3 separate regions of the Homo sapiens genome follow, and regions 1 and 2 are each linked to region 3. The links are chromatin contacts, found by Hi-C or POLR2A ChIA-PET in ENCODE. All regions are on one chromosome and are shown on one strand. Each heading gives the region's core, a stretch centred on a gene start or an enhancer-like site at or near the end of the contact. The rest is flanking DNA. Distances are from core to core; before and after follow the strand shown. Region 1 overlaps LOC124904555 (a long non-coding RNA gene). Region 2 holds the start of GGPS1 (geranylgeranyl diphosphate synthase 1). Region 3 holds the start of LINC03108 (long intergenic non-protein coding RNA 3108).

The links. Hi-C counts contacts between places; a loop is a spot of excess contacts on that map. ChIA-PET counts read pairs that join two places held with the same protein, here RNA polymerase II (POLR2A). Pooled maps may share reads with other maps.
Region 1: a loop to region 3 is called in a pooled map, with 2.4 times the contacts of the local background. The contact joins the enhancer-like site here to the promoter of LINC03108 in region 3. A Hi-C loop is called at or near these places in 2 of 37 single-sample maps with no recorded cell type and 2 of 50 pooled maps. POLR2A ChIA-PET finds 5 or more read pairs at or near these places in 2 of 52 experiments (OCI-LY7 and PC-3).
Region 2: a map of chondrocyte shows a loop between it and region 3 (3-fold over the local background). The contact joins the promoter of GGPS1 here to the promoter of LINC03108 in region 3. A Hi-C loop is called at or near these places in 1 of 168 maps with a recorded cell type or tissue (chondrocyte), 8 of 37 single-sample maps with no recorded cell type and 9 of 50 pooled maps. POLR2A ChIA-PET finds 5 or more read pairs at or near these places in 1 of 52 experiments (BJ).

Annotation. Positions count from the first base shown.
Region 1 is chr1:234,671,167-234,674,964 of GRCh38, forward strand. It overlaps LOC124904555 (a long non-coding RNA gene), which reads right to left. Exons shown (of 2, transcript XR_007066952.1): 2 at 236-1,824. Among named protein-coding and RNA genes, the nearest start is that of LINC00184, 44 kb to the left of the region's middle. Within about 2 kb of position 1,553, at least 3 of the 41 ENCODE cell types and tissues checked have a DNase peak (open chromatin) inside an H3K27ac peak, as active enhancers do.
Region 2 is chr1:235,326,785-235,330,692 of GRCh38, forward strand. GGPS1 (geranylgeranyl diphosphate synthase 1) reads left to right here and starts at 1,786. Exons shown (of 4, transcript NM_004837.4): 1 at 1,786-1,994. ARID4B (AT-rich interaction domain 4B) reads right to left here and starts at 1,395. Exons shown (of 24, transcript NM_016374.6): 1 at 985-1,395; 2 at 130-184. The coding sequence starts at 135. RefSeq lists enhancers at 76-265, 284-809, 1,546-1,605, 1,846-1,935, 2,436-2,585 and silencers at 516-605, 616-845, 1,016-1,065.
Region 3 is chr1:234,978,571-234,982,853 of GRCh38, forward strand. LINC03108 (long intergenic non-protein coding RNA 3108) reads right to left here and starts at 2,206. Exons shown (of 2, transcript NR_186308.1): 1 at 2,086-2,206; 2 at 1-1,773. RefSeq lists an enhancer at 965-1,468.

The DNA of each region.
Region 1 (3,798 bases), core at 303-2,802, 310 kb before region 3:
AGAATTCCTCCCAGTATTTTTGTAACCTGTGTTCGGTGGTGCTAACTAATTCTAATGTGTAACATCAGTTTGCTTCTCCCCCTTGAAAGATAGCAACTGTCAATAATCATCACCGTGTCTCCCACTTGCAGAGCTCACTTAAACCGTCTAAAAACCCTTGATAGGGAGTGATATCAGCCTTTTCCCTCTGGACCAAGCTACCTAAGGAAAGCAGTATTGGTCTCATGCTAAGTCATTTGTTTTTGCTAAGAGTTTTATTGTTCCTTCACACGATAGTGATAACTGAGTTTTGGCTTCTAACTTATCTTTCCATGCCTTCTGAGTATTTGCACACTATATTTGGCATATTTCATGGTCTGTGCTTCTGTTCTTTATTTCGATTTTCAGTTTCCTCCTTCGCCCCTCCTTCTTTCCATGATTACCCAGCTGAGCTCCATGCAAACATGTCTTCTCTATTTATTCACATCACAATATCATTTTGACCCTCAGCTTTCCTATTTCATGTTTCAGAAATTTCCCCAAACAGTACTCCCTTGCCCTGGTGTAATTAGAGCTCCTATCTCTGAACCTCTAGAGTTACAACTTGCCCTGATCCACAGTTTCTTTCCTGCTTGTGAATTTCCTTTCCTCTAAGTAGTAAAATTAGTAACTCTTTGCATTTCTTAATTGTAGTTTCAACAGCTTGGATTCTTTTTGTAGGAAACTTGCTTACTCTTTGGAGCTCCTTTTCCACCACAACTAGGCCGTACAAAACCAAAGTTATTTTTAAGATGGAGTGGTCCTCAAAAATAGGCACCAACCAGTGCTTTTGTACATAAAGTCAATAACTTCTAGATATAGATTTTCTTTCTCTACCATACGCCCCTGCTCTATACAATTACCCAGTGATCAAAACAGAAACCTTAGCCAAACAAACGCATCCTATGGTGTGCAATGCTTTTCCTTTCTTATCCAATATACAAGGCTTTTTCACTCTGCCTAGTTCAACTCTTCATAAATATTAATCGGTCCCATTGATTCATCTTTCCATTTTACAGCCATTAATAGACACCTCTCTGGATGGACATCACATAGTTTATCCACTTTAACCAGGCTGATCGATTCTCTTTTCTGAAGAACGCTTGCTTTAGAGAAGTCAGGGAAACCAATTTCTCTTCTTGTTTTCTTTTACCAGTCTTCTGAAGAAGAGCCAAAGGTGAGAGGCGCTCTAACCCATGAGGCTTTTTTTTCCCCTTCCTTTCTGTCCTCACTCACAGCACCTCTTTCTTTGCCCCAAAGCGCTCCCGCCACATCTGTGCCCCAATACCACTTGTTACTTAGCATCCATGCTGGCTGGCTGCCGTGGCCACACTTACAGGTGGTGTGGGTGGGCACTGTTCTCGGTCCACACATCCTCCCCAAGAACCCTGTTGAATGGAGATGTGACAGGGCCAGGGGTCACTTAAAGATTGTTCACAGGCTGCTAACAGGCTGGGGGAACAGTGGGTCCAAGTCAGAGCTGCTCTTGCCGTGGGTGATGGCTGGTCTTCTTTGGTTAAGCTGACCCAGCACTGCTCAGCCAAGTCTCTCATGGTCAAGTGTTATTTCTTCCAGGTAGTGGCCCAAACAAACATTCTTGGAAGGCCACTTTCCTTTGTTAACTTTATTAACAGATAAGTCTCTAGTACGAAAGAGTTCTGGGGCCACCTGAGGCATAGGGACAGTTTCTGTGCTGCTTGAGAATAATCCCTTTGGGAGATCATTCGCTTAGCGGCCAGAGACTTGTGTGAGCCTGAGAGGTAATTAGGTTATAGGTGCCGAGCAGATCCACTTGTACCAGCTGTTCTGGAAGAGAAAGCAGATGTGTGAATGGAAGAAAGAGATGCATTCGAGGTTACAGAATGAAGGTCAGCGGGAAAGATGAGAATTCAGGATTCTCACTGATAGTTAGAGGTTTGTTGGTTTTTAATTCCCAGAAGAATCATGAAGAATGGATAGTAATAATAATACTTGACCCATGCACACTCTTTTATATACTAGACACTGTTCTAGTGGTTTAAATGTATTCACTTATTTGATCTTCATACCACCCATAAAAGTCCCCATTTAATAGATGAGGGAAAAGGACACCCACAAGTTCAGTAAGGTGGCCAGGGTCACACAGGGAGAAGGATGTAGGACCAGGACTCAAACCCTGGCAGTCGGGACCCATAGCCTTAACTGTGTGTGTGCGCACGTGTGTGTGAGAGAAAGAGACAGTGGGGTATGTTTCAAAGACAGACATGGAGGTGGTGCTATGCATATGGTTCATATGAGTCCCCTCCAAAGACTATTTCCAGACTAAATAGTGGCTCCAAAAGCTGACATTTACTGAGCGCCTATTAAATCTTCTCGAATTCTTACAATAATTCAGCAAGAATTTTCAGTTTTGAGGTGAGAAAACAGAGATTCAGAGAAGCGAAGCGAATTGGCCAAGATTACCCAGATAGTAAGGCAGATGGCGGACCAAGACTTGAGTCCAGAGGCCAAGCTCTTTGTGGCCCACCTTGTCTGGAGAGGGCCCCCTCACCTTGTCAAGTGTATGAGTCAATCAGACTATGAAGTAGCTCACAGAACTCTTTCATAAATTTGTTTGCATTTTCATTACACATATTATCCAAAAGAATCTTGTATCCTATGTCATCTGGCTGATAAATTTCTGATCTCACTCTATGGATCACTGGAAGAAGAGAATGGACTCCTCCTTGCTGATCATTTTTATGTGGAATATCAAACCAATGTTGTGGATTCATTGACATGCATATACTTCAGAACTAAAGAGAGAGCACAGTGATAGTCCCTGAATGCTTGCCCTAAGGAAGGAGCTTCCCCAAAATACAAGGCAAGAAGATGCTACACGGGTCTTTCCACTCCACAATTTCACTTAGGATCTGATTGTTTTTGCATTTTCCCTTTCGAAGAATTTTGTAACTAGCCAGAAGGTAAGAATGTCACCTCCGTCCTAATCTGGACATGAGCTAGGATCTAAACTTAATGGGCAAACTCATGTGTGGCTTCGGGCAGCATCATTTTGCATGGGGTTTTGTCTGAAGGTGGATGAAGATGCAGGTAGCTGAGGGGGACACTAACATGGGGAGGCCAGTGTGGTGTCTGTTTGAAACTGGTCTGTAGCCCAGCATGGTCCCCAGGCCAGAGGATCTGCAGGCAAGACTGTAGGTGCTGATTTATGAGGGGCTCCGGGAGAAGGGGCCAGGAGCAGTTCTGCTTTGGAGGAGTTGCACAGGGTGGAAGAGAGGTCTATTACCCCAAATCAGGGAGGACCTAGATGTTCTCACTGAGGAGTAGGGGCCAACTGTAGCCATCAGCTGGGTGGGGACTGGGCAGCTGAGCAGAACAAAGGAAGGACTGTTTGTGAGTACCTGTGAGACACCCCTCAGGGTCCACAGAAAGTCTTGGAGAGGGGTGCCCTCCTGTACTGGGAGCGCTGCAGAGATCAGAGCCTGTGAAATCTGGATCGTTGCTATTAGTGTGACTCATTAGTATCCACAGACTCCCAGCCATGGGGATATATGGTTTATAAGAGCAACACCCGTAAGAGTGGGGAGTGGGGTGGTCCATGAATACAGGTGTGATGGGTTCTGTACTACCAGGCAGCCTGTGAAAAGGAGGTAGGGTCATATTTGTGCTTGGGGTATAGGCATGTGATAAGTGAATAGATAAATAGTTCTCTTGAAAAGATCTCTCAGGTAGGGCCTTGAGTTTCAGGGTCACAAATATGATCCAAGTTGCAAGATCTCAGAGTATGGAATTCTGAGACTC
Region 2 (3,908 bases), core at 536-3,035, 350 kb after region 3:
CTCGGTCACCAAGTCACCAAACACACCTTCCTCTGCAAAACTCGGAAGCCCCACACGACGACCTCGTCGAAACCTCCTACTTCCTGAATTCGATAACCCCAGAGATTCGTTTTCCGCAGGCAATCTTACCTTCATGATGACTCTGGGACCAAGGTATCCTCTAAAACACCAGGTTCAGCTGCACCTGGAGGGGAAACAAAAGACACCCAGTCAACACCACAGGAGCCCCTCTGCACTGGCGGAGGCGGAGGGAAAGAAGCGAGCGACGTCCGAACCCCGAAGAAAGAGCCGCAACCAGGCGCCAGCCCCCGAACCATCACACGCCGACTCGGGGCTCCCTCCGGCCCCGCCATCCCCGCAAACCCAACCACCTACACAGCTCGGCAGCTTCCCGTCCCCATTGTCGAGACCCGACGGAGTTTCCCGTCTACGACAATGACGCCATTTCTGTCAGAGAAGAAACTCACAACAAGCCCGGCGTCCGGCGCAGGGCCGGCCGCTCTCCCCTAGGGCCTCGGCGCCCGGCCGAGCGAATCCGCGCCCCCACGCGCCGCGTCCGAGCGAGAGGCCGGCCGGGGGCCACCGAGGGGCCAGGAGGGCCTGTGGGCCGCGGGCAGGACCGGCCCGCCACAGAGCCCCTGCCCACGTCCCGTTCCGGGCTCAGACCCGACAAGTGGGAGCGAGATCAACATCTGGCCCCGCCGCGGGGACAACGTGAGGGCCGAGGGCCCCGGAGGCGGAACGGCCCCCACCCTGCCCGGGCCCCCGACCGCGGCCGCTAAACCGCTGAGTGTGCGGCCGCCCAGCCAGGGGGCGGCTCGGACACAGCGGCTGCGGGGGGTGGGGGTTCCCGGGAGGCCGAGGCCCCGAATTCGGGCGCCGCAGGGACCACCACCGCGATCTTCCTCTGCTCCTTGGCCGGGCCCAGCGACTCCCAAAAGAACCCCCTTAGGAGACCACGAAAGCCCCAGAAAATATCCCTACCTTCCTCGGAGGCGAGATCTGACCCTGGCACGTCCAGAGTCCCCTCTCTCCTTCTCCCCCCCAAAACCAGCAGGCCCGGGGGAGAGATGGGGAAGAAGGGCGGCGGGTCCAGCGGCTGCTGAGGCAGAGGCTCCGGCTCCTCCTCCTCCCGCGGCGGCGACTGGTACCTTTGTTTGGCGGCCGCTCGGGCTCCCTGGTTGGGGGGAGGGGGACGACGAAAAATCCCCCCCGGACTGGAGGTCCGGGCCCCCAATCGCGCTGCCCTCCAGAGGACGGCGGCGATGGACCCTCTGCAGCTCCCTCCGGGCAAAGGTCCAGGCGGTGGCCGTGGCGGCGGCAAGATGAAGCTCAAGAGTCTCCCTCCGCTTCGGCGACCGAGCTCCTCACTCCGGACTCGACTGACGGGCAAACATCGCTTCCCCCCCACCGACTCTAGGTTCCCCCCCTTTCTCCCCTCCCCTAGATTTTTTTTCCCCCCCTCCCCTACCTCTTTCCCGGATGGCCTCTTAGACGACCTTGGATTGGTTAAAGTTCTTTAGAACCCGCCTATACACTGTTCCTATTGGTCCCTGGATACAAACAACGACGCCATTTTCCCACCAGTTCTATGGAAACAGAAAGTTACGCCTCAAGGCTTTCTGGGAAATAAAGTCCATACTCTGGGGCCAACGCGCAAATCCTCGTCCGCGAGAACTGCAAGGCCCGCAATGCCCTGCGCCTGCGTGGACCGGTGCGGGGGCGGGGGGGAGGTGAAAGGGGCGGGGCAACAAAGCAGTAGGGAGGCGGCAACGACGCCTGCGCAGTGTGACCGGGATGGCGCATTTTCTTGCACCAACTAATGCGGTGTCGCTGGCGGCTGAGGAGGGCGGAGAGTTCTGTGGTGAAATAGTGGGAAGGATTCATGTAGGCATCGGGAAGAGCCTAAGTCCACATTATAAAATAGGAAGTTGATGCGGGGTACAGTTACTCCCGGACCGGCGGCGTGAAAGTCGTGATATCATCGTTGAACTGTGAGCGGCAGTGGCGGCGGCTGGGGGGAACCCGGATGGGAAGAAGGGCGGGGGAGGCTGGGAGGCGGGGCAGAGGAAAGAAAGAAAGGAGAGTGAGGACCCGGATGCTGAACCGGATTGTGTATGAATTTTCCATCCCCTAGCTTTAAGCGAGGAGGGAGAGGAAGGGTTGGCCAAGTGGGGCGGAAGGGAGCATCTGAGCGAGGAGGAAGCAGAAACCTCACCGTTTCTTCCCCTCCGGACTCTGTGCTAGCACTGTATACGTTTGCAGTTCTCTGCCCAGCCGCTGTGGAAAATCGGCCTCGAAGTGATTGAAATTCCCTGTTTATATCAGGCGGCTTCTTTCAGATCCATCGTCTTTCTCCCGGAGTATGAATGGAAGGATTCAGTATGCGCTTCACATTTGTATGTCTCTGGCCATTCTCAAACCAGGCCCTTCCCTTTGAAAAGTCTTTTGCATGGGATGTTCACTTCTTAGACGCAAGGTTGTGTGCCCTGGTTTCATCGTCTAACGCGTTAGAAGGCGCTTTCATTTCTTCATGGGTGTTGAGCGCCGACCACTGGGGTGGCCTCTGCCTTCGTAGACCTGCGCCTGGTGAGACGGACAGATGCTGAACAAAACGATGTGAAATTACCGCAGTGGCAGTGCCCCAGAGGAGAGTTCCACGGTGATAGGAGAATGAGGGAATTTGGCTTCTTTAGGGAGGGAAAGGAAGGGTTTCTGAGCAAGTGAGGATCGAGCTGAGAGCTGAAGGGCTAGCAGGAGTTAACTAAGGAAAGAGAAAAGGAAAAGACATTCCAGACAAAAAGACTAACTTGTCAGAAAGCCCTGTGGCGGAAGGGAGCTTTTCCAATATGAAGAACTGAGCCTGGAGAGATGGGATGAGGGGGAGTGTCGAACCTTTTAGGCTTTGTAAAGGAGTTTTGGTTTTCTCCTAATAGCAATGGGATATCTTCCAAGGAATCTCAATCAAAAGGGAGAGATGGCTCCGATTGGAATGTCATCCCTGGCTGAAGAGTAGAGGAAGCGAAAAAAAGAAGAGTTAAAGAGGCAAATGCAGGGAACCCGACGAGGAGGCTATTGCCGTAGTAGTTCACATGGTGAAAAGAATGGAGCGTTTGTATTAATGATTATGGATTCACTCTTTGAACAAATTTCTGGCAGCTTTTTAGTTTTGAAAGTGAGAAGTTTCAGACTCTCACTGAGGTATTCTGTAGTTTTTTCACTCTAAAAGGAAACTAGTAGAGTTCATGTAACACACACTAATGCCTCTTTACATTTAACTTTAGTATGTGATAGCTGAAATTTCCAGCTGTGATAAATTGGGAAATCCTTTGATTTAAAAGAAAAACAAAGGCGGGTGAGGGTGAGAGTATATGCCACGGTGTGTAGAATCCTTTAGACTCTTAAGAAGACACAAGGCGGCTGGGCGTGGTGGCTCACGCTTGTAATCCCAGCACTTTGGGAGGCCGAGGCGGGCGGATCACGAGGTCAGGAGATCGAGACCATCCTGGCTAACACGGTGAAAGCCCGTCTCTACTAAAAATACAAAAAAATTAGCCGGGCAAGGTGGCGGGCGCCTGTAGTCCCAGCTACTCGGGAGGCTGAGGCAGGAGAATGGCGTGAACCCGGGAGGCGGAGTTTGCAGTGAGACGAGATCACGCCACTGCACTCCAGCCTGGGCGACAGAGTGAGACGCTGTTTCAGAAGAAAGACACAAGGCAAGTTGGTTGTCGATACCTGGAAAAATTGAAGTTCTTATGTTTTCATACCACTGAAAATGCTTGTATGTAAATATCCTCTGGGACAGGAAATTGACTTAAGTGAGTATTCTTAAACATCTCTAAGTGAGGAAAGGAAATATTTTTTAAAGCATAATTAGTGTTTTAAGTTGAAAAATAACATCAACCACA
Region 3 (4,283 bases), core at 956-3,455:
GCCACACCAGCTGCAGTGCGGTGACGGGTGGTGTTCTATGCCTGGGATAGTGTCACCCTGCCAAATGAGAGTGAAAGTCTCCACATCCTCCACGCCATCCCCTCAAAACACTCCCGGTGCCCGAAACTGTACCCCTAAGTAAGGAAGCCAAATTAGAGGAACAGAGAGGGAACATGCCCCTGAGCTTTCTCATCAGTGCATTCTTCCACGCACTGCAGATAATTCAGCTACGTCACTCAATTATGATTGTCTGTGCTGTGAGTGTTTACTTAATCAATCTTCAAAGAGCTTTCCAGATGGGTGTTTTGGTGACTAAATCAAGGTCAGAGTTCCTCCTGCAATCAAGCAGAGGCAGCAGGGGGCAGGCCCAGCTGACAGTCATCTGATCTCCGCAGCTGTGCACAAACTTTGAACCAGTCCAGTGTCTCTTTCAGGCTCCCCATGAACCCCAGTCCTTAGTCCACTCCTGAATTGCAACAACACACAACACAAATGCACACAGCGATGCCTCCCTTTCTTGGATGACTCTTTTATATCATGTTCCTGCACATTCTCCCTCCAGTCCAAACATAAGCAAGTTGCACAGCGTATCCATGAATCTTTCCTTTATTACAGAATCTGCACTCCAAAAGCACTGGCTTGGTATTTCCTCTGCCCCGGTAGGGATTTTTATGGGGTTTTTATTTGGTTTCATTTTTGCCATGCTTCTGAGAATGGTTCTTTTGTTCTTCCTTCACTCACCGCTTAGATCCTCCAAGGCATTCCACTCAGAAAATCACACGGCTGCTGCCCCCACTCCAAAAAAAGGGAGCTGAGAAAAACCCCCATTTTCCTATGGATTTTCAAGCCAAAAAACAATGGGCTCTGTGGACAGATGTCACCCCTCCCCCAGGCCATGCCCCTCACTGCCAGGCAGGGGAAGCAGAGGCGAAGGAGGAGGGCCCACTGCGCCCTAGGACTTGGGAATAGCTCTCAGCACCACGGTGGTGGGCTCCATTGTATGTCTTCCAGGACAGGGGCCCCTTCTTCTGGAAAGTACCCCCTCCCTAGCACAAATCAGAGTCCAGATGTGAGCAGGCATCAGTTCAGCTCTTCCCAAGCCGCAGTGTTTGAGCCAATGATGGTCACCTGGCCCCAGTGAAGGCCGTGAAGGCCCCTCTCTGTCCCTTTCTGGCAGTGAAGTCATGAGGTACAATAAGCAAAAGCTGCCATCGTGCACATTACCTGCCATAGAGAGGAAGCTTAGCAAAGAGATTTAGATCAGTATTCAGAGGAAGTTGAGGCGTGAGAAAAGAGAGAGCACGTGGCAGTGTTGGCTCCCAGTTGCAGGTGTCCAGGGTCACACAAAGCCCCCTTTTAAAAGCCCAGGCTGGTTTGACTTGCATTTCTCTCTCTAGAAGCTCTCAAGTCCTTGTTGAATATGGCAGTGACTGGATGCTGGCCATCCTACCTGAACTAGACCAGCCGAGCCTCTGCTCTGGCCAAGCAAATGGGAGGAGATGGAGGGAGAAAAGAGGAAATGGGAGAGACTGGGCCGGAAGAAGAACCCCTGTCCAAGGTGATGGAGGGCGTCGGAACACAGAACACCTGTAGCAGTTTTGCAGAGGGCTTCCAATTCTTTATCAAGCCTGCACCCGACTCTTAGGTTATACAGTCTTAGGCACAAGCAATTATCTGAATAATTGGAGTGTTTCTTAGAAGAGGTTTTAGGTGTCAGCAGCGATGTCTGTTCAGACGGCACACTAGTGACAGATCCTTGGAAAACTCCATGCTCTAGAAGAAAAAGCCAATCCTGACTTTTCACTTCGGAATGTCTCAGCTCCCCACCTGACCCTCTCCTATCGTATCATTGGCTAAATAGACAAAGGGACCACAAGAAAACTACCTCCTCCTTCAACTGCCTCCTCCATCAGTCTAGCGCCTGCCTAGGTGGAGCCCCTGAGAACTATGCTGCTCCCCCAAATGCAACTCCCACAAAGGAGGGAGCTCTTGAGGCAGGCACAGATCCAGGATTTGCCTCGGCTCTCTATGTCACTAGCCTCTCTCAGCTGAAACCACAGGAAGGCCTCAGGTCAGAAGGCTTACCCAATGTGAAGCAAGGTCATAGGGTCCAGCTGAGCCCCCTCACTCATCCAAAGGGGTCAAGGGAGGGCCAGCGGCTACAAGGGGTCAGAGCCTCAGGTTTGACTCCAAGTTCAAAGAATCTAGCTAAAGCCACACTGTGCCCCCTGGCACCACCCTCAGAAACAGATCCAATCCTGAGTCAGAGAGGAAGCAGACACTCACTGAATCACGCATCCACTTCCTCCTACCCACAGCCGCTCAGCCAAGACCAGCAGCCGCTTCCAAGGGACAAATTAGTGACTGACACTCGGAAAAGTTGATGCTGTAAAGGAGAGCAAGCAGGGCGCCACGCACGCGGTGTGAACCACCAGGACCGAGTTTACTGTGGCTCCCCACCCCCTGCATTTTTCAGAGTAAAACTGCACATTTTGTAACAGCCCCTATCCTGTCCTGCACTGACCTTGGCTGTGTTATTTTTCACTTCCCTGTTCAGAACACAGCCACACTTTCCAAATGCCATGAATCATCACCACCGAGCAACGGCCATTTAGCAAGGCAGGAAACCACTGCGCACCAGGCCTGGAAGGAGTAGCTCCCTGCAGTGGGCCTCTCCCACCCTGGCTGTTCGTCGTGGCAAGAGTCCACCACGGAGGCTGGCAGGGCAGAGTTGCCACCCCATGTTCTCAGTTTCTCCACCATCGTCCCTGGGGGCTTCCAGTTCCCCCTTGCACTAGGTCACAGGCAGCGTTAGCCATCTTCTGACTTTCCCGAAGCCTCTCTTGGTTGCATTGGCTGAAATGAAGCTGTCACCTTCCAATCTCGGAAGGGAGAGAAATTCTTGGTGACATTGGCTGAAGTGAAGCTGTCATCTTCCTATCCCAGAAAGGAAAGAAATGGGGAGACCCATTCGAGACCAAGGGAGGCCAGGCGCCATGGCTCACGCCTGTAATCCCAGCACTTACGGAGGCCGAGGCAGGCAGATCGCTTGAGTCCAGGAGTTCGAGACCAGCCTGGGCAACATGGTGAAACCCCGTCTCTACTAAAAATACAAAAATTACCCAGGCTTGGTGGTACATGCCTTTAGTCCCATTTACTTGTGGGGCCGAAGCAAGAAGATCCCTTGAGCCAGGGAGGTCAGGTAGATTAGATCAGGTGGATCTTGCACAGACATCAACAAGACATGGGACGTGCATTCTGCCTGCAAGTGGCCTTGCAGTTATAGGCAAATGTCATCCTGTCATCCTTTATGACCAGAGCCATGCAGGCTTCTAGATGCCATTCAACCAGTTCCTGAAAGTAGTCACCGGTGAGTCCATAAATCAATCAATCAACAAAATATTATTACCCTCAAATGGTTATCAAACTGTTCTGTGCTAGGCACCTGGCACCATGGCTCTCTGAATAACATATGTCTGCCTTCATGCCAGCCTTAGTTCCTCATGTAGTAATGATATCCTCATATGAAGTCATTATTTTTGCCTCTATTTAACCATAAACAGTACCATTCAAAAGTAAAATGATCTAGGAAAGGCAAATCAATACAACAATAAAACATCAGTTTTAACCTATCAGATTGGCCAAAACTTTAAATATTGTCAATGGCTAGTGTTGGCCAGAGAGTGTGGAAATGGGAACTCTCCTTATTATTGGTAGATGTTTAGTGTTATACATTTTCTGGGAGAAATTTGACCCTGTACATTAAAATTATTCATGAGTACTCTTTGTCTTCTTAATTTTAAAACTAGGAATTTATTCTCAGTTGAGCCACCAGAAAAAAATTGCACAGATAGTCATCACAGTGTGGCAAATAAATCTAAAAAATAAATAAAGCTGAAACAACCTAGAAGTGATTGAGTCAGTGACTTATAGTATGTTTAATCATATGCTATGCAACCATTAAACATAATGTTGGAAATCTACATCCAAAGCCATAGGAAGATATTCACATGGATCATTCTGATAGATAAAAAGTAGGAGCTGATACAACATTTGCAGCCCATTTATGTAAAAATGTTGTTGTGAGGGCGTATTCATAAAAGAGACACCTGGAGGCTTATCAAATCGTTGACAGTGGTCACCTCTGCAGAGTGGGATTTGGGGATGATTTTTACTTTCCTCACATTTTCTGTATGTCTTAAAATTGCCTACAATACATATGAAGCATACTTACAGTCAGAAAATATACACACATTGGCCTGGCGTGGTGGCTCACGCCTGTA